Regions from separate parts of the Homo sapiens genome. Here region 2 is linked to region 1. A link is a loop called in an ENCODE intact Hi-C map of the cell type or tissue named here. Cell type or tissue: PC-9. All regions are shown on one strand. Links, peaks and the distances in the headings refer to the core of each region. The heading gives the core; the rest is flanking DNA.

The links. Peaks named below come from ENCODE experiments on the same cell type or tissue, not always from the same donor. Only the 100,000 strongest peaks of a DNase experiment are listed, where the experiment ranks them.
Region 2: it touches region 1 in a loop (4-fold over the local background); 3 of 110 quality-filtered maps call a loop at or near these places.

Annotation. Positions count from the first base shown.
Region 1 is chr2:237,683,246-237,690,203 of GRCh38, forward strand. All of the region lies in intron 1 of LRRFIP1 (LRR binding FLII interacting protein 1), which reads left to right. LOC124906128 (a long non-coding RNA gene) reads right to left here. Exons shown (of 2, transcript XR_007088145.1): 1 at 6,065-6,958; 2 at 3,129-3,808. Among named protein-coding and RNA genes, the nearest start is that of LRRFIP1, 59 kb to the left of the region's middle. RefSeq lists enhancers at 3,113-3,614, 3,524-3,593, 3,615-4,114. In PC-9, for the core only: a CTCF peak has its summit at 3,642; a DNase peak (open chromatin) is centred at 4,646; H3K27ac peaks cover 1,105 bases.
Region 2 is chr2:237,480,179-237,487,136 of GRCh38, forward strand. LOC105373957 (a long non-coding RNA gene) reads right to left here. Exons shown (of 2, transcript XR_001739962.2): 1 at 6,633-6,958; 2 at 5,522-6,543. It also overlaps a transcript of MLPH not described here. Among named protein-coding and RNA genes, the nearest start is that of MLPH, 3.6 kb to the right of the region's middle. RefSeq lists an enhancer at 5,940-6,908. In PC-9, for the core only: CTCF peaks have their summits at 5,869 and 6,140; a DNase peak (open chromatin) is centred at 5,843; H3K4me3 peaks cover 2,045 bases; H3K27ac peaks cover 1,882 bases.

The DNA of each region.
Region 1 (6,958 bases), core at 2,554-5,053:
AGCCGACGGTCAGGTCAGAGAAGCATTTGGAAAGCCTCCAGTGCGTTTAGGGGACCACGCCCTCTCATCATGCCAAGGCAGCTGCCCAGTGAGGTACAGGGTATAAAGGTGACGTGGTCAGGAGTGGCTATTTGATCTCCAGTTATTCCAGAATTTCCACTCTCGTGCCAAGCATGTCTCTCCAAATGGCTGCTCTCTGGCGTTCCTCACACTCCCCCTGAAGTTCATCTAAGATCTTCATTCTTCAAAGGTGAGGCTTGTATGTTCTATGTCCAAGTCTTCTCTAAAGATATCCAATTTGTACACATGGAGAACATTTTTTGTACTCGAATAGTTGATGACTTTGCTTTGAGCTATCTCTCAAGGGCCAAAGTGCAAAAGGGCAAACCCTTCTATTAGAGTGTGGGTCTATGTTTTTAGTGTTATGCCGAAGTGTGTTTTAGCCTTTATTTTCCTTTATGGAAATTCATTTTCTTGGAAAGATCATTTTGGGGATGCTGTTTTAGGATTTCTGTACCTTCAGCTGGAAGGATGCTCACCGTTCCTGATGTTCATGTCTGCCCTTCAGTCAGGGAGCCTGGAAGCCAAGTTGCTTAGTGGCAGTGCTTTACTTTTAAGCCTTCGAATACATCTTGAGTACCTTAAACTTCTCTGTATGCTATGGGTACTGTTTAAATTCAGATTATGGAGTCCTATTCTCCCCACACTTCTTTTTTTTGTGAATGACATTTATCAATGACATTTGTAGCGTGGTGGATTCTGAAGTTTTCAGCTAGTAGCGTAAAGATTTATTTCATGGCTCTGACTGTCAGGAATATTCTCTTTTCTAGAATGTTAAACTCATAGGCAGGATTACTGAGGCAAAGCCACATAAATGAGGGAATCTCTGGAAAAAATACATTGCTTTTATTTTGTACTAAAATTGCCATTTTTTTTTTTTTTTTGGCCAAGTATAGTGGCTCACACCTGTAATCCCAGCACTTTGGGAGGCCGAGGCGGGTAGATCTCTCGAGGCCAGGAATTCAAGACCAGCCTGGCCAACATGGTGAAACCCCATCTCTATTAAAAATACAAAAAAAAAGTAGTTGGGTGTGGTGGCACACACCTGTAGTCCCAGCTACTTGGGAGGCTGAAGCAGGAGAATCACTTGAACCCAGGAGGCGGAGGCTGCAGTGAGCCGAGATCACACCACTGCACACCAGCCTAGGCTACAGAGCAAGACTATCTCAAAAAAAACAAATTGCCATTTTCTATTCCTAAGTATATATTGAAGCATTTGATTTATTTCTTCTCAGTGGGGTATACTGTTAGCTGGTGAATGCAGTTGTTGAGGATGAAGCTTATTTCCCCATGTCAGCATCTATTCTGAACATTTTAAATGAACTATTCTGAGAGCATGTATAGATTTTTTTTTTCTTCACAGGAGAGCTGCCTTAGGAGGACTTTTCAGAGTTTGTGCCTGTAAGACTGAGAAATACATAATGGATTTTAGCTGTCGTGTTTTTAGAAGGTAATTGGTAGATATTTGCAGTGCATTGTCTTCATGAAAAACAAAATTGGGCCTGGTGCGGTGGCTCAGACCTGTAATTCCAACACTTTGGGAGGCCAAGGTTAGTGGATTGCTTGAGCCCAGGAGTTCAAGATCACCCTGGGCAACATGCTGAAACCCTGTCTCTGAAAAAAAAAAAAAAATTAGCCAGGCGTGGTGGTGCACACCTGCAGGCCTAGCTACTTGGGAGGCTGAGTTGGGAGGATAGCTTGAGACAAGGTTGCAGTGAGCCAAGGTTGTATGTAGTGAGCCAAGATTGTGCCATTGCACTCCAACCTGACACTCAACAGTGTGAGACCTTGTCTCCCTACCCTCCCCCCCCCACACAAAAAAACCCCAAAAATCAGAAGTGGTTTTCTTAGAGATGCTTTACTGGAGGTGTTTGTGGCCATTTCCTTGGCTACTGTGTATAGAGGAGGTTACTGTGGTCACTCTGGTATGGACTTAAAAAGCATCAATTCTGTGGAACACACTGGGAAAGCGGATACATTTAGGATTGCTATAGACTTATTCCTAGACACTTTTTGAGATGAGTTTAATTCCAGAGTAAAATACATTAGAAATTATTTTAAGTATGCCTCAGAGTGTATCACAAAACAACATTTAATGGTGTAATGTAACGCCATGGAAGGGCTCTGAGCTCAGGTACAGTGCACCTTGACTGGGACACATACAGCTCTGAGGCAGGTCCTTCAATATTGGGTCCTCCTGCTCCTTATCCTCCCTCAACTCTGCCATCCACTCTTCCTGCACAGGAAGCTCTGCATCTAGTTATCTGCCCTCTCCTGGCCACTTTGGTGTCCTCATTCCCATGGAGCTCACAATCGGATCAAATCCTGAGTCAGTACAAGATGCCAGTGCCTGCAGCTCCCCTCCCCGCTCCCCACACCCAGCCTTTGGTCGGCAGCCCCTCAGGCCTTGCCCCACCCACTCCATCTTTTCTCACTGTCCTTTCAGCCTCCAGACAGGCTCACATCTCTTCCATCCTTAAAAACCGACAAACCATGAATAAATCTCCCCCATGCAAAGCCTTTTCCTTGGTCCCGCCTTCCTTCAAGGCTGCCGTCTACCATTTATTACACATGCACAAATCACAGAAAATGTTTAATTGCCAAATTTTAATGGCAGAATGTAATGACCAGTGTTTTTCTAGTTGCAAATTAAAGTCTTTCCTGACCTTGCTCTCTTCACTCTGTGGCTTCCAGGAGATGTCTCTATTTTCTGACTCTCTAACTACCCCTTCTCTGTCTTGACTTGTTCTTACACACCTCTTATCCTTCCCATGTAAGTGTCTCAAGGTTCCTTCCTTCAGGCTCCTTTCTGTTCTGTGCATGCTGCCTGATTTTATCATCACCTTTAACTAATCGGTAGTGTGTGCTGAGGTGCCTGTTAGACTCCTCCACTGAGGCTTTCTGCCTCCAATTCAAATTCAGTTCAATCAATAATCAAACCCATCACCTTCCTTAGAAAATCTAAAGAGATTTAAAAAGCAAAAACAATAAAAGACCTATTAGATGAAAAATAAGTGTGATGAATTGCTGGGTGCTAGGTAGTTATGAAAAAATATCCTAAAGACATGTCATTTTTAAAAGAGTTTCTATTCCCAATTGCTACAGAAGTATAAAATACTGAAGATCAATGAGAATTAATGACAATTCATCAAAGTCCTCCATTTTGTTAGGAAAACCATTCATCCATCTATCCATCTACCCACCCATCATTTATAAGGCACCTACCATGTTCCAAGCAGTGAGAACATGCTTTTAATCGGGAGAGCCCATTCATAACCTGGGGGTGGGGGCTGAGGGAGGTGGTGGGAGAGGTTCAGTACCCAGGTCACAGGGCAGCTGTGGGAAGGCTGCATGCTGCCATATGTAAGCCCGGCACTGGAGCTGTTGTGGATGCTGGAGACAAGCTCACTGTTGCTTTCCAGACGCTCTTGCTCTTCTGTCCACCGGAGGCAGTCAGGACCCTGGCCTGAGGGCCAAGAATACTTTGTGCCTGAGCTGGACCAGCTGGCCGTGGGGTACCACCTTCTTTGCAGACAGCAGGCAGGGTCTGGATCCCCTGCTTGATGCTCCTACCAGTGCCCCTAGTCTTACTGGGAGATCCGGCTCCTGGCATTGACCTGGGTGTGTGCCCTGCTTTGCCAGTGCCCCTGGAGTGGGAGGTGTGGTCACTGGTCCACCAGGAAGACAGCTAAGGGCATTCGTTGAGTCCACGTGATGACTTTCTGCTCTGAGTGAGGCCCCTGGATGGCTGGGAGGAAGGAAGCAGCTCTGCGTCAGGCGGCGTGCCGCTGGTGCATTCCATCATGATGTGCTAAGGGCTGAGGAGACCTGGGTTGAAAACCTAGCTTCGCTCTTCCAATGTGCATCTGTGGACAAGTGCTATAACCTCTGTGAGCCTCAGTGTGTGGATAAAGTCTGTTGTAAACTGAAAGGTGCTGTGTAAATTTCAAGTGATCATTTCATGAGCCACACGTATAACAGATGTGTTTTTAGATATTAGTCAAAGGGATCCAAATAGGCCAGGTGTGGTGGCTTACACCTGTAATCCCAGCACTTTGGGAGGGTGAGGCGGGTGGTTCACTTGAGGTCAGGAGTTCGAGACCAGCCTGGCCAACATGGTGAAACCCCATCTCTACTAAAAATACAAAACTAGCTGGGCGTGGTGGCGCACACCTGTAATCCCAGCTACTCAGGAGGCTAAGGCAGGAGAATTGCTTGAGCCTGGGAGGCGGAGGCTGCAGTAAGCCAAGATCATGCCACTGCACTCCAGCATGGGTAACAGAGCGAGACTCCATCTCAAAAAAAAAAAAAAAAAAAAAGAGGTGATCCAAATAAAGCAATAACATGAATGTAAGCTCATGGTTTGTAGAAGTAATTTACTGACATTTATTCTGCTGTCATGAGTATGGCTAGTGATTCACGTTCATGAAAAACAGATGTTAGGGCTCTGATTTAGAAAAATGACTTCATGTTAGTTATCTGACTAATGGGGAGGCTGAGAGCCACTGTGTCCTCCCCGTCTGCCCTCAGCCTTGTGTTGTCATCCCTGTAAGGGTTTGTCTCTGTAGCCCCAAACCACAGTGGGAGGCGCAGCTAGTGAACCTTGCAACAGACTAACACCATGGAGACAAAGTAAACCATGTTTGGGTGTGGCCCCAAATTGGCTAACTGTTCTGGCATTTTCTGGTTAGCTATGATTCTGATGTTCCTAGAACAAAATTAGACCATGCTACTGGCCTTTCGTTCTTTTCTCAGGAGTCTCCTATACTTCTGAGAATGGATTTTTAGATTTCAGACATGTAATTTTCATTGAGAGGGCACAGAGGAAGACAAAGTTATATCACAGGCCTGGCAACTTTTAAGGATGCCCTCTGAGGCAGTCAGACAAAACCCAAAGTACCCTCTCAGTGCAGAGATTCTGGGCTTAACCAGTGATGTCGGGAGGTCAGTTCTGTGTGTCTACAGGCCATTAACTGCAGTTTGGAAGGGGCCATAAATTCCAAGGCACTTGTTAGAAGGGGCTGTCCCTGGATCATCCTTACCAAAAGAAGGAGGAAGTCAAGCCCTGGTCACTGACCTCTCAGCTCTTTAGTTAAGACCCTGGGCCCCATGCTGGTATGGTCCAGATGGACCCCCTTTTTTTTTTTTTTCTTTTTTTTTTTTTTTTTGAGACAGAGTCTCACTCTGTTGTCCAGGCTAGTAGAATGCAGTGGCATGATCTCAGCTTACTGCAACCTCCACCTCCTGTGTTCAAGTGATTCTCATGCCTCTGCCTCCCAAATAGCTGAGATTACAGATGTGCACCACCACACCCAGCTAACTTTTGTATTTTTAGTAGAGATGGGGTTTTGTCATGTTGGCCAGGCTGGTCTCGAACTCCTGGGCTCAGGTGATCCACCCTCCTCGGCCTCCCCAAGTGCTGGGATTACAGGTGTGGGTCACTGTGCCTGGCCCCAGATGCACCCTCTTCCGAGGAAACCCCCCACCCCCCTGCTCAGACCTTTCCAAGGTGCCCTCGGGGTTTTAGTTTTGTCTTCGAGGTGTATGATTTAACGTTACTCTGCCAAGCCATCTTTAGAGCTGTGAGTACTGGGATGAACATTTTGTGTATCTCCATGTTTCTATAAAATGCCACCTTTCAGAGCCACACCCACACCCTGACTTCTGACCCGGCCTTCCCATGCGTCAAGTTTGTGGGTTCCAGTCACCCATTCACCACCCTCACAATTGACCTTGCTCTACGTTGAAAAAAAAAAAAAAGACTGGGGGTGGGAGAGGGGACTACCTCAGAAGGGGGCTTCAAGAAGGGGACTTTAAAGTTACCTGTATTATTTAGGTTGGCGTAAAAGTATTGCATTTTTCGCTGTTAATTTTAATGGAAAAACTGCAATTACTTTTGCACCATCCTAATAAAACTGGGAGGCAACTGTGGATCCTCTGCATTTTATTCCTGGGGCTCTGGGATCTAAAAACACCAAGAAAGATGTATTAGCATTCAACTTACAGTATAGACTTTGCTCTTGAGCTGGGGATGGTTCTGAGACTTCCACCTCACAGGACTGGCTGGGCTGAAACCCAAGTCAGAATGTAGCATCCTCTCATCTAGAAGGGTGTCAGGATGGCAGTTTTCTTTAATATGCTACTACTTAGCAGAATCAGAAACCAGCCATTATTTTATTGCTGGTAATGTTCATTTGTTCCTGGGACTAAGACTCATCAGCTCGCTGCTTCTTACTCTGTGAGTGTCCTGGCATGGTCCCCTCCCTGCCACCTACATCCTCTGCAGCAGCCCCTTCCCACAGCTGTTGTGGCAGGCAGTGGGTTTGTTCTCTTTCCTGGGCTGCCCACAGTCTTGCTGCCTGGCCCATCCCAGTTCTTGGTCTGGTGCCCAGCTTCCTTCCTGCTATGGAGGAGGAGGAGGAGGCCTGGGCACCTTGAGTCAGGGCACCTACCAAGGGGACTCTATCTGGAAAAGAGGGGACTCCAGAGGCAGCAAGGCAGGTGCTGGTTTGCTTTTACTGGACTCCCAGGACACTAGGCAGCAGGCTAGCAGGGCAGCTCACCCTGACTGTGCCCAGCGGGATCCCCGTGTTAGAGCCTTTGGTCCTCACCCTCACAGCGGGCACTGTCATTATCACCGGCATGTTTTGGGTAAGACTCCAGGCACAGAAGCTAAGTAACTTGCTCAATATCCCTTAGTGAGTGGCAGGGCCAGGAACTGAACGAGGTGGCTTAATTCCAGAGCCCACTTCTTAATCCCTTCCCTGTATGGTTTTCAGAAGCTGGTAACTAGCAATTGACTGGCAGCCTGGGGGTTAGGAAAATGTGTCTTGTGGCAATTACAGGTGTCTTCAAGCATTGCCTCAGGGACATGCCAAGGGAACGGAAACCAGTCCCA
Region 2 (6,958 bases), core at 4,459-6,958, 200 kb before region 1:
CTGAGCAGGTAGGATTTGAGCCTGTCTTGAGGGTTAACCTTGGATAACTGTAGGAGAAAATGAGAAGGCACAAAACACAGCCTGACATTGCATTTCCACCCAGAACTGAAGGCACACGTGCTCCCAGGAATAGGTGGACTCATTTGGATTTGTGGGGTCAGAAAGCCATGGAAGATAGGGCTGGAAATTAATTGGGTTTGGAGTTCAGGTGGAGGCAAGCTTGGAAAACTGTAGTTCACAGAAGGGCAAGACTGAGGTGAGTATGGGGAATGGGAAGGTGAAGGTGAGGATTCACGGGTTAGGAATTGGCTCTAGGTATATTACTAGTTGGTAATGGGCTTTGAATCTGGCCATGAGTGAGGGGGAGGCCTAGGGGCGGTGATACTGCTGGATTCCTGCTGCTGGCTCTGGGGTGGTTTCAGCCAAGCCCTGTGCTGACATCAGACCAACCTGAGAGGTGCAGGCGGTAGCAGCTCGAGCGAGAGATCTTGTAACAGCTTTCACTGTGGGGAGGACATTAGCGTTACTGCAAATATTCTGCAACATTCATACAAGAGTTTAACGTGAGATATGAAGTGTGGCTTGTGTGTTGAAACTGAAATTAGGCCATCGCTATGAATTATGGAAGTGGAGAAGAAGCAAAAGGAATTGTTCCTGTAATGCCTAATTCGACCATTGTGACTTGGGAATGGGGTGATGCCCAACACCTGCTGTAGGGATGCCCACCACCTGGTATAGGGATGCCCACCACCTGCTGTAGGGATGCCCACCACCTGCTGTAGGGATGCCCACCACCTGCTGTAGGGATGCCCACCACCTGATGTAGGGATGCCCACCACCTGCTGTAGGGCACGATGCACTCAGGGCCTAACAGGGCTGCTTGCCACTGTTTTCCCCAGCATGGGCCCATGAGGGGGGCTCTGGTTTTGAATTTCTACATCTGCTCTTCACAGCTTTCCTGCTTCTGGCTGTGCCAGGCCCCATGAACCAGTCACCCCTGCTGTGGCTGTTGCCTGCCCCAGGCGCTGTGGAAATCCAGGCTCAGAGCCCCTTAGACCTGGGTTTGCCTCTGGTCTCCCCTCTCTGACTGTGTGACCTTGCACCAGTGCCTCAGCTTCCTTATCTGCACAACCCAGTTGACACTGGGGAGTTCAGATGCCCAACCCAATTGCTAATGTGCATGCCAGGCTCCCAGACCACACTTGCTGGGCATACCGTAGCCTTCAGTGAGGACTGGTTCCCTTCCTGCTGTCTTCCTTCATAACCACATGACCAAGATTTCCAGAAGTGGGTCTGGAAATTTTATTGCCTGAACTCATTCCCTTCAATTTGGACCATTTCTGCCTAATTCCTGAATCCCTGATGGTTAAAGCTCCTAATTAAGGTAATTTAGGTAAAGAGAACTGCTCATTGGCCCATGCCCCAACATGAGCTGAAGCTTCCAGAACCCCCAGAAGGCTGAGATTTCTGATGGTTTTAGATTCAAGAACTTCATTGTTCAGATTTTTCACTCCTCTTGGCTGGCCTCTCTGGTTCATTACAGCTCCCTTCAAGCACTCATCAAGATGTAGTTCTCTATGTGTGCAGATGAGGGAAAGCACATTGCCAACATAAGTGTGAGAGTCCTACACTTTCAAGCAGTCACACATGTGGGGTAGAAATTTAGGAATCCTAAATGGAATTCTGCTAAGCTTTGAGCAAAAGGGGATTACTTCTTGCTCTGTAGCACACGCATCCTAGGAGAGAAAACAAAGGGTGATCTTGGACCAACACAAGAAAGAGAAAGAGGCTGAGTTGGGGGCCACCATCTGAAAACATAGTAAGAGCCAATGAACGGCAACAGCAAGAGGAGAATGTTGGCCCACAAGCCAGCAGAGATCCCTGTGAGGACAATTCAACCCTCCCTCTCCCAGCTCCGCATTCTGTCATCCCATCAAGTCATTTCCCAAGAGACCCTGCTCTTCCAGGGAAGTGCTGTGAGCTCAGGCCACCTGGATGGTGGAGGGCAGAGCTAGCTCTGTTTGGAAAATGCCCTTCAGTCAAAGTTAAGATGAAGGCCAGCATCAAAATATGATATTATGGTTATTGAACAATATTTATTCAACACATATTTGTTGAGAGCCTACTATGCACCAAGCACCGTGGAAGGCAGCAGGACATCAGAGTGAGCATCGCAGTCCCTGTCCTCCCAGAGCTCAGAGCAGGGGAGCAACAGACACTAACCCGATAATCACACGAGCACGGGAGATAAATGATGGGCCTGATCTGCAAGAACATGCAGGAACCCCAGGGAAGCCGACAGTGGGCAGGGCTGCTTGGCCAGGACCTGATTTCTGAGGGAAGGACAGTTGAGTGGTGATCCGAACAGGGAGCAGGACTTGGACAGATGAAGGGAGGTTGGGTTGCAGGGTCATTCAGAAAAGAGCTGGAGCCCAGAGAGCAAGCGGAGGCAGCCAGGGTGGGGCTGTGCAAGTAGACCAATGTGAGCCCAGGGAGCTGCGTGTGTGTTCAGCTGCTTGGAGGGCAGTCACATGAGGCTGTGTGCTGACGAACTGGCAGGAGCAGAGTCAGGTGACAGCTCTTTAAAGGCCTAGGGCACTCTTGCATAACCCACGATCCCCCACCCAGCTGAACAACGGCAAAGCCAGAATGCTTCCAAAAATGGGGTCCCCCCTCCATTTTCCAGGTTTATTGGAAGAAAAAAAAAAGGATTCAGTGTCTGATGAAAACATATTTTCTTGTAATTTACAAGTAGTTTCCTGGATATGGCTAAGATTTGGGGCAATATTTTGCATGTGTTCTGTTTCCTGGATGGTTATCTCAAAAATCCAGAACCCTTGTTAGCCTAATGCCATATTGGCCCAGAGGGTTTAGACAGAGAGACTGAGGGGGACGGGTTTTAACTACTGCCTGCCAGAGAGCTGGAGCACCTGAGAGGGTCAGTGGATGGGAACTGCAGGCCTTTTCAGCACTAATCCTGGACTCTGCCATTGCAAAGGAAGCAGGCACGTCCAGACTCTGTGAGGCTCCTTGGTGAGCCAGAAACCTTCTCTCCCCTAAGGTTCCCTATCCACGTGCAGAGAGGAGGCTAAGCCCAAGGCCACCCCTCAGTGGGACTTGCCTGACCAGTTATCCTTGGAACTGGGGTATGCCCAGGCAGTGAAATTAAAGGGTGCTTCTCTGAAGCCCATCTTTGGTGGTGAGCTTCCTGCTGGCATGGCCAAGTGAACCATCCTTTCCTCCCTCTCATGCCAGCCACTAAGTCCCAGCAAAGGCTGAGTCTCCAGACGGCCACTATTACGACAAGGAAGTAGGGAGGGGACTCTGCTGTCCTCTGGTGTCCACCCACCAACCCAGACTTTAACAGTGTGGCTTGTGAGGCTCAGGGCTGAAGAGATCGGCTGCCTCTGACTCATTGTGTGATCTTGGGTAAACACCATCTGACTCTCTGGGCATCAGTTTCCTCCTTTAGAAAGTGAACAAGGAAGGGTAGGTCTCAGGGCAGGGTAAAACGTCAGGGAGGTAGAGGGTACCAGCGACGGGCACACTGGGGAGCCCTGAGAAGAAGCTGGGGAGGCAGGAATACAAAGATAAAATCTATTCTCTGCTACCATTTGACATTGTTTATTAAATTTTATTCTTTATTTATTTAGTTTTTTTTTTTTGAGACAGAGTCTTGCTCTGTCACCCAGGCTGGAGTGCAGTGGCACAATCTCGGCTCACTGCAACCTCTGCCTCCCTGGCTCAAGCGATTCTCCTGCCTCAGCCCCCGGAGTAGCTGGGACTACTGGCGCGCACCACCACACCCAACTAATTTTTGTATTTTTAGTAGAGACAGGATTTCGCCATGTTGGCCAGGCTGGTCTCGAACTCCTGACCTCAAGTGATCCGCCCGCCCTGGCCCAAAATGCTGGGATTACAGGCGTGAGCCACCGCGCCTGGCCTTATGAAATTTTAAATGTGTACACCCCTCCTCCAAAAATACATATTAATTACAGGGGGGAAGGGAGTAACTTGCCCATGGAGAAGGCTGGAAGACAGCACCTTAGTCTGGGGATCCCAGCAGCAGTAAGGAGACATACTGCAGCCATGCACCAGCTGACAGGACACAGGGAGAGGACCCGGCCTCACTTCTGCAAGATGATTCTCCCAACCATGCAAAACCTGAGTATAATCATGGGAAACAGCAGACCAACCCAAATTTAGGGACAGCCTAAAAAATAAGTGGCTTAATATTTAAATAGCAAAGCCATGAAAGTCAAAGACAGAGGAACTGATCTGATTTGAAGGAGACTTAGAAATGACAACTAAACAGAACATGAGATTCTAAACTGGATCGTTTGGCAACAAAAAATTACGGAGACAACTGGCAACATTTGAAAGGACTCCGATGATTAGATGATAGCAACATATCATGTACAGATGTTGATGGTTGGATTGCAGTTTAATAGAAGGTTGTCCTTGTTTGTATAAAATACACTAAACCCTCATGTCAGAAACTCCATCACAAATGGCTAGGGGAAGGTAGGGTTCTTTGTGTTATACTTGAAACTTTCTGTAATTTGGGGATTGTTTAATCATTTTAAATGTTTATAATTCCAGGGCCGGGTGCAGTGGCTCACACCTATAATCCCAGCACTTTGGGAGGCCGAGGAGGGTGGATCACGAGGTCAAGAGATCAAGACCATCCCGGCCAACATGGTGAAACCCCGTCTCTACTAAAAATACAAAAATTAGTGGTGGTGTGCGTCTGTAGTTCCAGCTACTGGGGAGGCTGAGGCAGGAGAATTGCTTGAACCCGGGAGGCAGACGTTGCAGTAAGCCGAGATCAAGCCACTGCACTCCAGCCTGGCAACAGAGCAAGATTCCATCTCCATTAAAAAAAAAAAAAAAAGTTTATAATTCTAGAATTTTCTCTTAAAATTGTATACATCCTTTGACTCAGAAAATCCAAATCTATAGGCTTTTAGTCTACAGATATATCAGTATGTATGTACAATGATATTCATGTGTCATCCTATGTATGATAGGTGTCAATAAGAATTATCTAGGATGATATTTATGGCAGAATCATTTAAATAGCAAAAAATCAAAAATTAACTGTCCATCAATAGAAGACTGGTAAGTAATTATGGTAACTCACACATTGGATACTCTGCAACCAAAAAAGGATGAAGTAGATCAACAGGAATAGTAATTAATATTTACCAAGCACTCACCACATGGTGTCTCACCCAAGCTGCAGGGATATTGATTCACAACACCCTTATGTGTAACTCCCATTACTATTCTCATCATGGAGAAGAGAGAAAAAAGTCAGTAGAAGATTCAGTAACAGGTCCAAGATGACACAGCTTGTGGGCCACACTCCTAGTTGGAATTCCGACTCTTGCAGTTGGTTTGAGCCCACATGCTTAACCTCACACACACACACACCATTCAGAAAGAATATAGAAGACACCATTAATAATGATTGCTTTCTGGTCATGGAGGTTAGTAATGGAATAAGAGAGAATTTGGCTTTTCATTTTATACTCCTTATATTCTTTACTATATACCTTATATATCAGCGTGTGTCAGTTGTATATTTTTTAAAACCACTACTTCAAATAAATAAGCACTAAAGTATTAAAAACATTTTTAAAAACTTCTGCCCTTAAGGAACTTAAGTCCCTACATCAACTCTTAAGGGATTTATTAATCTTAACAAGTAACAGTAAAGTATATGGCAAGGAGGTAAGGAAATGAAAAACATAAGCACCAGATCATATGGGATGTGGAAATACTGGCTTCAGTGTAAGCTTCACTCTATTCCAGGGTTCACACTCAACAATTGATGGTGTTTGGTAAGAGCACCTGTCTCAAAGCAGCCCAGGGGCCTGAAATACCCTGATTCACCTACAGTGTTCCCCTGGGCTCAGCAGGCAACAACATTCTTTTTTGTTCTTTTGCAGCCTTTTGAAAGCTGTTTACAAATAATCTAATGTGATATCACAACAATCCTATAAGGTTTTGATTCCTCTTCTGTTAAATGGAGATACTAGTATCTATTCATTCACCTAATGGCTTTATTCCTATCATTTTGCAGATAGGAAAACTGAATTGCAAAAGCGGTTCCTGGAGAACAGAATGTGAGTTTTTAAGTGACAAGGGAGAGGGAGGGGGAGGGAGAGAAAATTCTGAAGCGCCCAGTCTTGGAGGATGAGGGAGGAGGGCAATTCCCTAATGTCCATTGGAATTCGGAAGGACAGGCAGGCCGGGCGGACTGGAGACGGCGGCTCGCCTTGGGACCCTCTGAGCTTGCGGGCCCCGCTGAGCACCCAAAGGCCGGCCCTAGAGTCCAGGAGAAGAGCGCAGCGGCGCGGAGCTCCCAGGCGTTCCCCGCAGCGCGTCCTCGGTCCTGGAACCACCGCGCCGCGCGTCCTGGCTTCCACATCTGCCCCATTTGCCCGCGGATCTTGACTTTTTCTTGGCGGGCAAGGCCTCGGTCTCCTCCCCGCAGCAGGGCTGCCCGCGGCTGCGGGACCCTCCTGGTCCTGATGCCTGGCAGAATCGAAGGGGTGAGGGTACGCTCTCTGCAGCAGAAAGCCCTGGGCTTAAAGTCCTATTTATTATTTGGCGTTGCCACTTACTGGTCGGTGGCTTTGGTAGGGCGCGTTTCTGAGCCTCAGTTTCCCCATTTGTAAAGCCGAAGTACATAGCGCTTTCCCTGCAGAGTTAGAAATTTCGACGATGTGCCGCGCGCTCTAGAGCGCGCTCAGCAAGCGGGTCCCACCGTGCCCAAGGCAGGACCGCGGCGCGATGTCACCTATGCAAAGTCGCCGCAACTCACGGGAATCGCAGCTGTGTGCTCAACTTTCCCCTCCCCGCCGCCGTCTTTCTCCCCAAACTGGCTTGGGGGTCGAGTATCCGGGGCTCTCCCCCGCACTGGCGCTTCCCGCGCGGGCGCCCCAGGTGT